2 separate regions of the Homo sapiens genome follow, and region 2 is linked to region 1. Evidence: chromatin contacts called from ENCODE Hi-C or POLR2A ChIA-PET data. All regions are on one chromosome and are shown on one strand. The core of a region is the stretch at or near the end of the contact, and the rest is flanking DNA. Distances in the headings are between cores, read along the strand shown. Region 1 overlaps CSRP1-AS1 (CSRP1 antisense RNA 1). Region 2 holds the start of ELF3-AS1 (ELF3 antisense RNA 1).

Region 1 (5,273 bases), core at 1,572-4,071:
CATGAGCCACCGCACCCGGCCGTAATGCTTTATTTCTTAAACTCAGGGCATTTACAGATGTGATGGTTAAATTTTATGTGTCAACTTGTCTGGGCCAAAAGATGCCCAGATATTTGGTAAAATATTATTCTGGATGTTTCTGTGAGGGTGTTTTTGGTTGAGATTAACATTTAAATCAGTAGAATGAGTAAAGCAAATTGCCCTCTCTAATATAGGTGGGCCTTATCCAATCAGTTGATGGCCTAAATAGAACGAGAAAGGCTGACTCTCCCCTAAGTAAAAGCGAATTCCTCTTGCCTAACTGCCTTCAAACTGGGACATTGGCTTTTTCCTGCCTTCAGACTTGAACTGAAACACTGGTTCTTCCTGGGTCTTGAACTTGCTGGCTTTTGGATGGGAACTACATCATCAGCCCTCCTGTTTCTAAGGCCTTCAGACTTTGGACTGGAACTAACATGCTATAGACTCTCCTAGGTCTCCAGCTTGCTGACTCACCCTGCAGATCTTGGGACTTGTCAGTTTCTACAATTGCATGAGCCAATTCCTTATAATAAATCTCTTTCTCTCTCCCTCTCTCTATTTCTCCCTCTCCCTCCCGCCTCTCTTTCCCCCTCCATCCCCTCCCTGTCTATCTATAGTGTACATTCTATTGATTCTGCTTTTCTGGAGAACCCTGACTAATGGAACAGATATGTTTGTTATATTATTCTGTATACCTTTTGCAGGCCTAAAATAGTTCATAATAAATTTTAAAATAAATAATGAATGAATAGACGTTAAAATGTCAGATGCTATAGAGGGCAAGTAAAATGAGAACTGGAATATGTACATTAGATTAGCTATTAAGAGGCCCATGATTGCCTTTGTAGGAGTGTTCAGAGTGGAGGCCTAATGGTGATGGGTTGTAGAGTGATAGGGGGTCTACACACAATTCATGGAGTTTAACAACAAAGTGAAAAAGAGCTCTGGGTCTAGAGTAGGGTGCAAAGGAGAGAAAGGGTTGTGTTGTTGTTGTTGTTGTTGTTGTTGTTGTTTGAGACAGGGTCTCACTCTGTTGCCCAGGCTGGAGTGCAGTGCAGTAGTGCAGTCTCGACTCACTGCAACCTCCGCCTCCTGGGCTCAGGTGATCCTCCCACCTCAGCCTCCCGGATAGCTGGAACCACAGACATGAACTAATTATTTTGTATTTCTTATAGAGATGGGGTTTTGTCACCTTGCCAAGGCTGGTCTCGAACTACTGGATGCAAGCAATCTGCCCGTCTTGGCTTCCCAAAGTGCTGGGATTACAGGGTCAAGCCACCATGCCCAGACAGAGAAAAGAGTTTTAATAATGGAAACACTTCTCTGTGCTGTGGGGCTTCCATACTAATTCTGTTGGAATTATCAGAGTCCTGGTCCTCCTTTGGTCGCTATGACTATTCCAGTAGAGATTCTGGAAGACTTGAACTTCGTCTCTGTGGGTACAAAGTGATTTTTTTTTTTTTTTATGTTTCACTCTTGTCACCTAGGCTGGAGTGAAGTGGCACGATCTCGGCTCACTGCAACCTCTGTCTCCCGGGTTCAAGCAATTCTCCTGCCTCAGCCTCCCAGGTAACTGGGATTACAAGCACCCACCACCACACCCGACTAATTTTTGTACTTTTAGTAGAGCCGGGATTTCGCCATGTTGGCCAGGCTGGTCTCGAACTCCTGACCTCAGATGATCCACCCACCTAGGCCTCCCAAAGTGCTGGGATTACAGTCGTGAGCCACCACACCTGGTCTTAGTAAAGATTTTTCAAAGAGCACAGTGCTACTGTCTCTCATGGAAAGAAAAGTATTAAACCCATGATGATTACATCTTAGTCTAAGGGGAATATTAAACCCACAATAAATTAAGCTAAAACTTCACAAAGACTCTGCAAGGCGTTGGGGCAGGACAGGGGGTGGGTAAGGAAGGGGTTGATTGTAACTGGAAAATCTTGGGCTACTTGTGGATGGTGTTTTTTTTCTTTTCTTTTCTTTTCTTTTTCTTTCTTTCTTACTTTTTTTTTTCCTCCTAAAGGTTGAGCTTGGCTAAAGGAGTGTTGCTAATGGTTTCCCAATTTAGTTTCAAGGGGATTGGCAGCAGGGTTTTCCAGGCCACAAAGGCTGAAGGGGGACATACTATTAGTCTGTCTCACTCCTCCCAGAAACTCAGTCTGGGTTTACTGTAATTTCATCTTAGTCTCGTCAAAGGCACTCCAGATGAGGAGATTCTGAGCTGGGGTATTTCTTCCTACCCCTCCCAGACAGATTGCAAGGTTTTTCCAATACTGCATTCTCCCTGGGGCTCTCCCTGGTTGGCGTGGAGAGAAAAGCGCCAGCAGGGGTCAGCAGTGTCCCACATCTGGCCGGGAGCTGCTTGCCACATGTGCTGTTTCTTCTGGCACGGCACTGTCAGAGATACTGGGGAAATTGGCGAGCACCGTTCCATTGAGGCGTTAGCATCATTATGAGCATCGCAGGCTCAAGATTCCTCTCCCTGAAAGTGGGGTGGGCTGGATGAGTGGAGGGTGTGTTCTTTATAAGCACTATGTGGGGTGTGGGTGTAGAATCCAGACATCAGCAATGCCAACTCACCATCTGGTTTTCTATCGGGAGGTTTTTATGTGTATTGGCGTGAGCAATATATTGTGTCGGTCTGGGTGTCAGAGGACGCGTGTCAGAGTTGCCTTGTTGAAATTTTCCCAGGGACCTGGGATTTCTGGATTCACCCGGTATCCAGGCTCTCCCAGAGCGGCACTTTAGCTGGCCAAGGCCTGGAGCAGAGTGTGTGCAGCGCTCCCACGGCCGCCTGCCCGGGCCTGCCCCCGACACATGCTTAGTGGAATTCTCCCGTGGCAGCCCAGAGTCTCCGGAACGAAGGTCTCCACAGCCAAAGCCACGCAAGAGGCTCTCCTGCTCTCATTTCCAGACGCACCCTCATCCTTGGCCTCTCCCTGCCTCAGTTCTCTTTGACTCCTCCGGTCCTTGTTGCTGCTCAGCTCCAGGGCACCCCCACCTCCCAGGACAAGTCCCCTGACTTTACAGCTTACAGGCCCAGAATAACAGATGGCCAGAGGCATCCCATTCAAGACTCCCCGCCTCCTTCCTAGCTCCTCAGTCTCTCCCACCCCAATGTGGTGGTGCCCAGGGAGGGGGTCAGGAAACCACAGAGGGCCTGTGGGAGGCGTACAGCTGGGGACAAGCGTGGGCTGGAAGAGGAGCCCAGTCTGTAGCTGAGACTCCCAGGGCCTCATGACCTTCCAGGCAGCCTCCACCGCTGCTATGACAGGCAGATGCCCGACTTTCCACCTGCTTTCTGACCTGGCTTTGGCAAGGCCTGAGCACCTGGCCTGCTTTCCCAGGAGTACAGTTACAGCAGCTGATCTAGGGAACAGGTGTGGGCTCCGTGTCACAGCTGCTGCTGAGCACATCTGTACCCACAGTGAGGAGGCTGCAGCTGCAGCAGGGCCTGTCAGTCACTCATACTCTCCCCGGAGTTGGGCTGGGGGCACTGAAAGGGCCAGGGGTGGAGAGAATCTGAGATAAGCATTCACAGAGCACCTTGCTCCTAGAGATCCCAAAGTGTGACCCCTGACAAGGTTTTCCCACAGTCAGCCTCACTGGCACCAGCAGCGTGGGAATTAGGGCTGGATTCTCCCCTTCTGCCTTGCTTCCCAGCCCTTGGGCCACAGTCAGCTCCTCCTCCTTCCTGGCTAGCTCAGCTCAGCTTTTGCAGGATGGAACTCTGAATCCTGGCTTCCAGTGGCTCTCCCAGAAAACTAGGAGGGAAGTGCTTGGAAGAATGGCTCTTTATTCATGCAAATGATTTCTTGCCATTTAAGAGCCTCAAACCACAAAATCAATTAAAGAGAAAAGGGGAAGATTTGGGGGTCTGTGCCAGCCACTGGATGCAATGCTTTACCTCCATCATCTTATCAAATCTTCCCAGCAACCCTACTGCATAGCTATTATCAAGATCATTTCTGTTTCCCAGAGGAGAATTCAAGGTTACACAGTTAGGATGCAGTGAATCTGGGATTTGATTGCCGTCCTGACTCCAAAGCTTGCACTCTGACCACTGGGCCACACTGCCTCAAATCTCCCATTCTCTGTTAAATCCAACATCTGAGCCCCATTCTTTCTCCCTTGCAGGGAATCACCTGCCTACCTCCACCTCATCCATTTCTCACCACAGCTGGATTCACCTCTACAGCCTTTACCTCCAGTCGTATTTGGCAATTCATCCTTTTCCAGCTCCTATCATCCTCCCCTACCCTCACCAAAGTGGACATCGCAGCCTCTAAATCTGAACGGAGCTGACACCTAGCACCCACCCTCTCACCAGCTACCTCTGGGTTCCCCCACCCGGTATTCCCTTCCTCACATCCAAGCCTGTTCCCCTCAGGCCCTGTCATGGCCTGAAATAGTCTTTGCCCCTGTCTACCACTCTCCAGGGTCCCTCTTGACACCTACTTCTGCTTTCCCCTCTCAAGACACCTTTTCTTGGCATTTTAAGACTATTTACTGACTATTTATTGATATAGGAAAATGCTTACAGAATGTATTAGGAGTATCTTACACTTTTTTAATAATTATGTATGTAATACATGAATAGATTCTCCTTGTAAAAAACAAACTCAAACACACAGAAAAAGTTAATGACTCCCTTGATGACTGCCAGTTTGAAGTGTTTTTCCAGACCTTAAAAAAATATACTTTCATACAAGCATATGTACATATAGAAAGATATACTTTAATGGGGCATCTTTCATCATAAATTGGATCATAATGTGCAAATTGTTTCACAACTTTTATTCTCTGTTTGTTTTCAGACAGGGTCTCACTTTGTTGCCCAGGCTGGAGTGCAATGGCACAATCATGGCTCACTGCGCCCTCCACCTCCCAGGCTCAAGCCATCCTCCTATCTCAGCCTCCTGAGTAGTTGAGACAACAGGCATGTGCCACCATGTCTGGCTAATATTTTAATAAAATTTTTTGTAGAGACAGGTTCTCCATATGTTGCCCAGGCTTTGATTCTTCTAATGCTCGGTATTAAGACTCTATGACTGTGTATTATACATAGAGTTTACATGTGAGTAAGTTCTGGGTGGAGAGACACTATTCCTTGCTAGGGCCTTAAGAGTCTGGCTGCAGCTCTGCTATCACATGGGCAAAACCAGCTACATAATTTACAAGATCCAGTGCAAAATAAAAATGTGACATTTCTTGTTAAAAATCATTGTGAATTTCAAGATGGCAACAACAAA
Region 2 (5,273 bases), core at 1,815-4,314, 480 kb after region 1:
TACAGGGCACCCCTGAAACAGGCTTTGTTCGCAGCTCTGCTCTGTCCTCGGATTTAGGTTATCGAACAGGCTTCCTCCCTCCCCTGCACAAGGGTTGGGAATGAGTCGATTTGCTTTCACTCAGCAAGAGCAAGGGACTAGTGGTGACCAAGTGGTAGACTGGAGAGGCCTCTGCCCCGTGGCACACAGCTCCACCATCAGAGAGGGTGATGTGGGTCATAGGTGAGGGATCTGGAGGCCCGGTATCGGAAGAGCTTCTCCAGGCACTGGCATTTTGACAGCAAACTGCTTCCGTGGCTCTTTCAGGACTGTTCCTGGCAATATGTTATTGGCAAGGACTATTTTAGGGCTATCCAGTTGTCTCCCCCTCTCCCCAACCTTTTATCTAGCTTATCAGTAGCTATCTTTCCTTGCTCTGTACAAAAACCTATAGCACCAATAGGCCCAGTAATCATGAAGGGTCAGTGCAAGGAAAGGCTGGAAGCCCTTCCTCTAACAGCCGTGCTGTGACTCCACTAACTTTGTGGGGTCTCCCATTACATAGCGTGGGTATCCTGAGCTGTGCAGCCTGCCTCACTCACCACCTTGGTACCTGACAGGACTACTGGATGTGCCTGTCCTTTTGTAGGACATTCTCCCATCCCAAAGATGAGGCTGTGCTGCCGTGTGGGCAAGCTCTGTGGGGAGAGGGGAGGCCAGTGGGTTGTTTTTGCCATCACAGAATACTGGGAAGCCCCTGGCATCCTGCTCCATAGCTCTCTTCACCACTATCCTGGAACCTTCTCCCCACCCCCATCCCCATGCCTCCAAGGCACTGACCTCAAATCCAAGTCTTTCTCACTTATCTCAAGCTGCCAGCCTGTAGGGATTCCTTATCTCAGCTCCATGTCAGCGGTGAGGAAGCCCCAAGAAGGCAAGGGAGCTGACAGCCTTCTCATTTTTCTCGTACATCCTCCTGTTCACCCCGCCATCCCGGGAGCCCCAGCCAGATGCTCTTCAGGGCAGGGAGCACGTGAGCAGCCCTGGGGCTAGAAGCCGGTTCTCCCACATTCCTGGGTGAGGGACTGGGTGGAGGGTGTGCCTGCCTCAGGCTCCTTGGGGGAGGCCCCCTGAAGGGCTGGGGAAAATCCTACTGAGCCCCAGGCTCTCCTGCCTGCACTGGCCCAGTGCGGGGGCGGGGGGGCGGGGGGATCCTGGACATTAACTCTCTCCTAGGCACCTGGGAGCTTCAGAGAGGAAGAAGGTAAGGTAAGAAGCAGATTCTCTGCGCAGGACTTTCTTAGTCCTCAGGCTATAGAGTTAAAGAAAGAAGTATCTGTAGAAGGTGGAGTCACCTTTTGTTTGAGTAACCGTTTCACCCACCCTGGCTGAGGGTGGCCAGGAACTCCCCAAGTTGTGCATTAATGGAGGGGGGTCACACAGATCCTACATTTTTTTGTTTTTGTTTTTTTTTTTTTGAGACGCAGTGATTACAGGTGTGAGCCACCGGATCCTACATTTCAAATGCATAAAAATCTAGATATGGGCTGGGCGCAGTAGCTCATGCCTGTAATCCCAGCACTTTGGGAGGCTGAGGCAGGCAGATCATGAGGTCAGGAGATCGAGTCCATCCTGGCTAACATGGTGAAACCCCGTCTCTACTAAAAATACAGAAAGCCGGGCATGGCAGCGGGCGCCTGTAATCCCAGCTACTCGGAAAGCTGAGGCAGGAGAATCGCTTGAACCCAGGAGTCAGAGGTTGCAGTGAGCAGAGATCACGCCACTGCACTCCAACCTGGGCGACAGAGCGAGACTCCACCTCAAAACAAAATAAACAAAATACTAGATCTGGAAGAGATCTTAGGGATTATTAAATTCAGACAACCTCATTTTTTATAGATGGGGAAACAAGCACAGACTCCAAGGGTCTCATCCAAGATCACACAGTTGCAGATGCTGGCTACAAGTCTCCTGCCTCAACCACCTGTATTACCCCATTCAGGGTCTCAAGAAGGGTCTATAAGACACTATCCATTGTGTTTCGGGCTGAGTCCATAGAGACAACCACAGACATGGGGGACTCTGCCCACAGGGAAGGCAAGGGCTCTGGCCATGGAGCTGGATGGGAAGACTCTGAAGCCCGAAGACATTGAATCCTGTGCAGGGAAAGAGCGAGGGTTTTGTGTACAACACACCTGCATACCTGGATGTGAATCTCAGCTCCACCCCTTCACCAACTCTGTGTGGCCTGGGCAAGCCATTCTAAGGGAACCCTCCACACTGCAACTTTCATGTCTATAAAATGGGAATAACCATGCATTCCTTACAGGACTTTTTTGGTGTGAGGATTAAATGAGAGAATATGTTGAAAAGTGCTTGGTAAATATATTAATACTATGCATTCCCTCTTCTTTGAATGACGTGACCCAGGTAGTCAGGCTTCTGACCACTAGAGGGCAGCAGAAGGTACTGGAAAACTGGGCCGAGTGAACCAGAGATTAGATGGGGTCCAGAGAGCAGGGATGAACTTACCCGTGTGGATTCTGGCAACTCCGGCAGGGAGGGCTCCAGCAGGCGCTGAGGGAAGAACTTTCAAGCAGAGCCGGGTCTCTTCAGGAGCGACTGCAGCAACCCTGATGCTTGGATGGAGTCCAGGCAGGTGATGGTAGTGAAGACCTTGCCAACAGAGTGGGCGCTGGAGAAGGAGCCCTTTAGTGGGGACCCTGGGGCCACGACTAGGCTGGCAGGCCCAGCCAGCACCAATTAATCCATGAGTATTGCCCAGCATTGAGCCTGGAGCACCTTCCAGCCCCTGGCCAGAGTCCTGGGTGTTCTGGGAAAAACCCCTAAACCTAGTAACTCCTCTCCCTACTAGGCCTCTTTGTTGCTGAATCTCTGGAATTTAGGGGCCAGCAGCTTTCTGACTCAGGTCAGCCAGGGGTTCATGTTCCCTCACTTGCCCTCCCCCTGCCTGGCCCATCTCTGGCCTGGCCCCTGGGAGGAATTTCCTGGGCCAGAGGGCAGCCGAAAGCACAGATGCCCACCCCAGCAACGTTCCCGCCACCTGCCCAGGCCAGTGCCCCGTGCCCAACCCCAGAGGGTGCGGGATGACAGACTCTGACAATCATTAAACCAGCCGGGCCTGATTTCCCAGCACTGCCTGCTAAGATCCGGGCCAAGTGGCACTGAATATGCAAATCACCTGGGGCCAGGAGCCCAGTCTAAAGGCCAGGAAATCCCCTCCATCCAATGAGACACCAGCTCAGGTTACTGCAGGGGACACACTATAAAGCCCTGAGCTCAGGGAGGAGCTCCCTCCAGGCTCTATTTAGAGCCGGGTAGGGGAGCGCAGCGGCCAGATACCTCAGCGCTACCTGGCGGAACTGGATTTCTCTCCCGCCTGCCGGCCTGCCTGCCACAGCCGGACTCCGCCACTCCGGTAGGATTCCCCGCCTGTCATTCCCTAGCCCAGCTCTTGGGAAACTGCAGAGGGGTCCAGAGGATTTGCAGTTCTGAACCTGCACACTCCAGTCTAGGATCTCCGAGCAAGAGCGTAGGTGTCCTGAGGGTCAAAGAACAGAGAGAGATTGTCTCTGGGAAGGCAGAATGGCCATGACGCCGCTAGTCTGGCTCCAGGGCCCCAGAGATCTGAGGAGGGAAGCCCAGCTGGAGGCTCCTGTGGTCCTGCCCTGGTCTGAGATCTTGGAGCCCTTCTTGAAGAGACGGTGTCCGCAGAGTTGCTGATCTTCCTGCCCCTGGGGGCTACTCTTGCCCAGGGTTGGGCAAAGCAGAGTAGCTGGGAGTGTAAGGAGAGGACCCTCGTCCCCTCACCAACCTCATCCTCTCTCCCCCTACCCACAGGTAGCCTCATGGCTGCAACCTGTGAGATTAGCAACATTTTTAGCAACTACTTCAGTGCGATGTACAGCTCGGAGGACTCCACCCTGGCCTCTGTTCCCCCTGCTGCCACCTTTGGGGCCGATGACTTGGTACTGACCCTGAGCAACCCCCAGATGTCATTGGAGGGTACAGGTGGGTCTCAGCGGGGTGGGATGGGGCACGGAGTGGGAGACAGATCCATCTAAGGGCCTGTTAGACAAATGGGGGAATAGGCAGGGAGGAGGGTCTCTAGGCAAATTCCAGGGCTAGAGGCTGAGACTTAGTGACTGAGGTGCTGGGGGTTGTGGGGCTGTGACAGGCAGAGGGAGGTGTCAGATACCAGGACAAGGGTGTTGTGAATGCTACCTCCTGCCCCTACTCTTGGGATGGCTCCAAGGGCTGAGGTGTGAATCCCCAGTGTGCTCCAGGAATGGGGCTGTGTGGGCTGGGAGTGGTGGCTCACGCCTGTAATCCCAGCACTTTGGGAGGCTGAGCTGAGCGGATCACCTGAGGTCAAGAGTTCGAGACCAGCCTAGCCAACATGGTGAAACCCCGTCTCTACTAAAAATACAAAAAAAAATTTATCCCAGCGTGGTGGTGGGCACCTATAATCCCAGCTACTGGGGAGGCTGACGCAGGAGTATCGCTTGAACCTGGGAGGTGGAGGTTGCTGTGAGCCGAGATTGTGCCATTGCACCCCAGCCTAGGTGACAGGAGTGAGACTCCATCTCAAAAAAAAAAAAAAAAATGGGGCTGTAAGGTCTGCTGGGTGGCCTGAGCTGAGCCTGTTTCCCTGCCTGGCCCTTGCAGAGAAGGCCAGCTGGTTGGGGGAACAGCCCCAGTTCTGGTCGAAGACGCAGGTTCTGGACTGGATCAGCTACCAAGTGGAGAAGAACAAGTACGACGCAAGCGCCATTGACTTCTCACGATGTGACATGGATGGCGCCACCCTCTGCAATTGTGCCCTTGAGGAGCTGCGTCTGGTCTTTGGGCCTCTGGGGGACCAACTCCATGCCCAGCTGCGAGACCTCAGTGAGTCCAGGCCCCTGGAGGCTGGGGAGCAGCTCCACATGTTGAGCTGAGTCGAGTTCAGTGTGGCCGTAGGCAGGCCCTGGAGCTCTGGGCCAGCTGCACAGCCAGAGAGAGCCCTTGAGGGAGGGATTAGGGGAGTGTGACCCTTCCTTCCTTCCTTGTCAGCTTCCAGCTCTTCTGATGAGCTCAGTTGGATCATTGAGCTGCTGGAGAAGGATGGCATGGCCTTCCAGGAGGCCCTAGACCCAGGGCCCTTTGGTGAGAACCCGTTTTCTCCTTCCTTCCCCAGCCTGTCTTGTCCCATCCCTGCCCCTCCACAGAGTGCTAGAGATGACCCCCTCCCCAGACTTCTTCCTCCCTCAATTAGAAAAATTGCAGCAGGT

What was found. Hi-C counts contacts between places; a loop is a spot of excess contacts on that map. ChIA-PET counts read pairs that join two places held with the same protein, here RNA polymerase II (POLR2A). Pooled maps may share reads with other maps.
Region 2: a loop to region 1 is called in a pooled map, with 2.6 times the contacts of the local background. The contact joins the promoter of ELF3-AS1 here to the enhancer-like site in region 1. A Hi-C loop is called at or near these places in 1 of 50 pooled maps. POLR2A ChIA-PET finds 5 or more read pairs at or near these places in 5 of 52 experiments (K562, MCF 10A, WTC11 and 1 more).

Annotation. Positions count from the first base shown.
Region 1 is chr1:201,528,586-201,533,858 of GRCh38, forward strand. It overlaps CSRP1-AS1 (CSRP1 antisense RNA 1), which reads left to right. Exons shown (of 2, transcript NR_160747.1): 2 at 4,839-5,273. The region is part of intron 1 of LOC124904484 (a long non-coding RNA gene); the gene reads right to left. Among named protein-coding and RNA genes, the nearest start is that of NAV1, 7.9 kb to the right of the region's middle. Within about 2 kb of position 2,822, at least 13 of the 41 ENCODE cell types and tissues checked have a DNase peak (open chromatin) inside an H3K27ac peak, as active enhancers do.
Region 2 is chr1:202,007,289-202,012,561 of GRCh38, forward strand. ELF3-AS1 (ELF3 antisense RNA 1) reads right to left here and starts at 3,065. Exons shown (of 2, transcript NR_146472.1): 1 at 2,512-3,065. It overlaps ELF3 (E74 like ETS transcription factor 3), which reads left to right and starts at 3,299. Exons shown (of 9, transcript NM_004433.5): 1 at 3,299-3,418; 2 at 3,841-4,011; 3 at 4,669-4,890; 4 at 5,056-5,148. The coding sequence starts at 3,849. RefSeq lists enhancers at 897-1,538, 3,265-4,198, 4,199-5,133.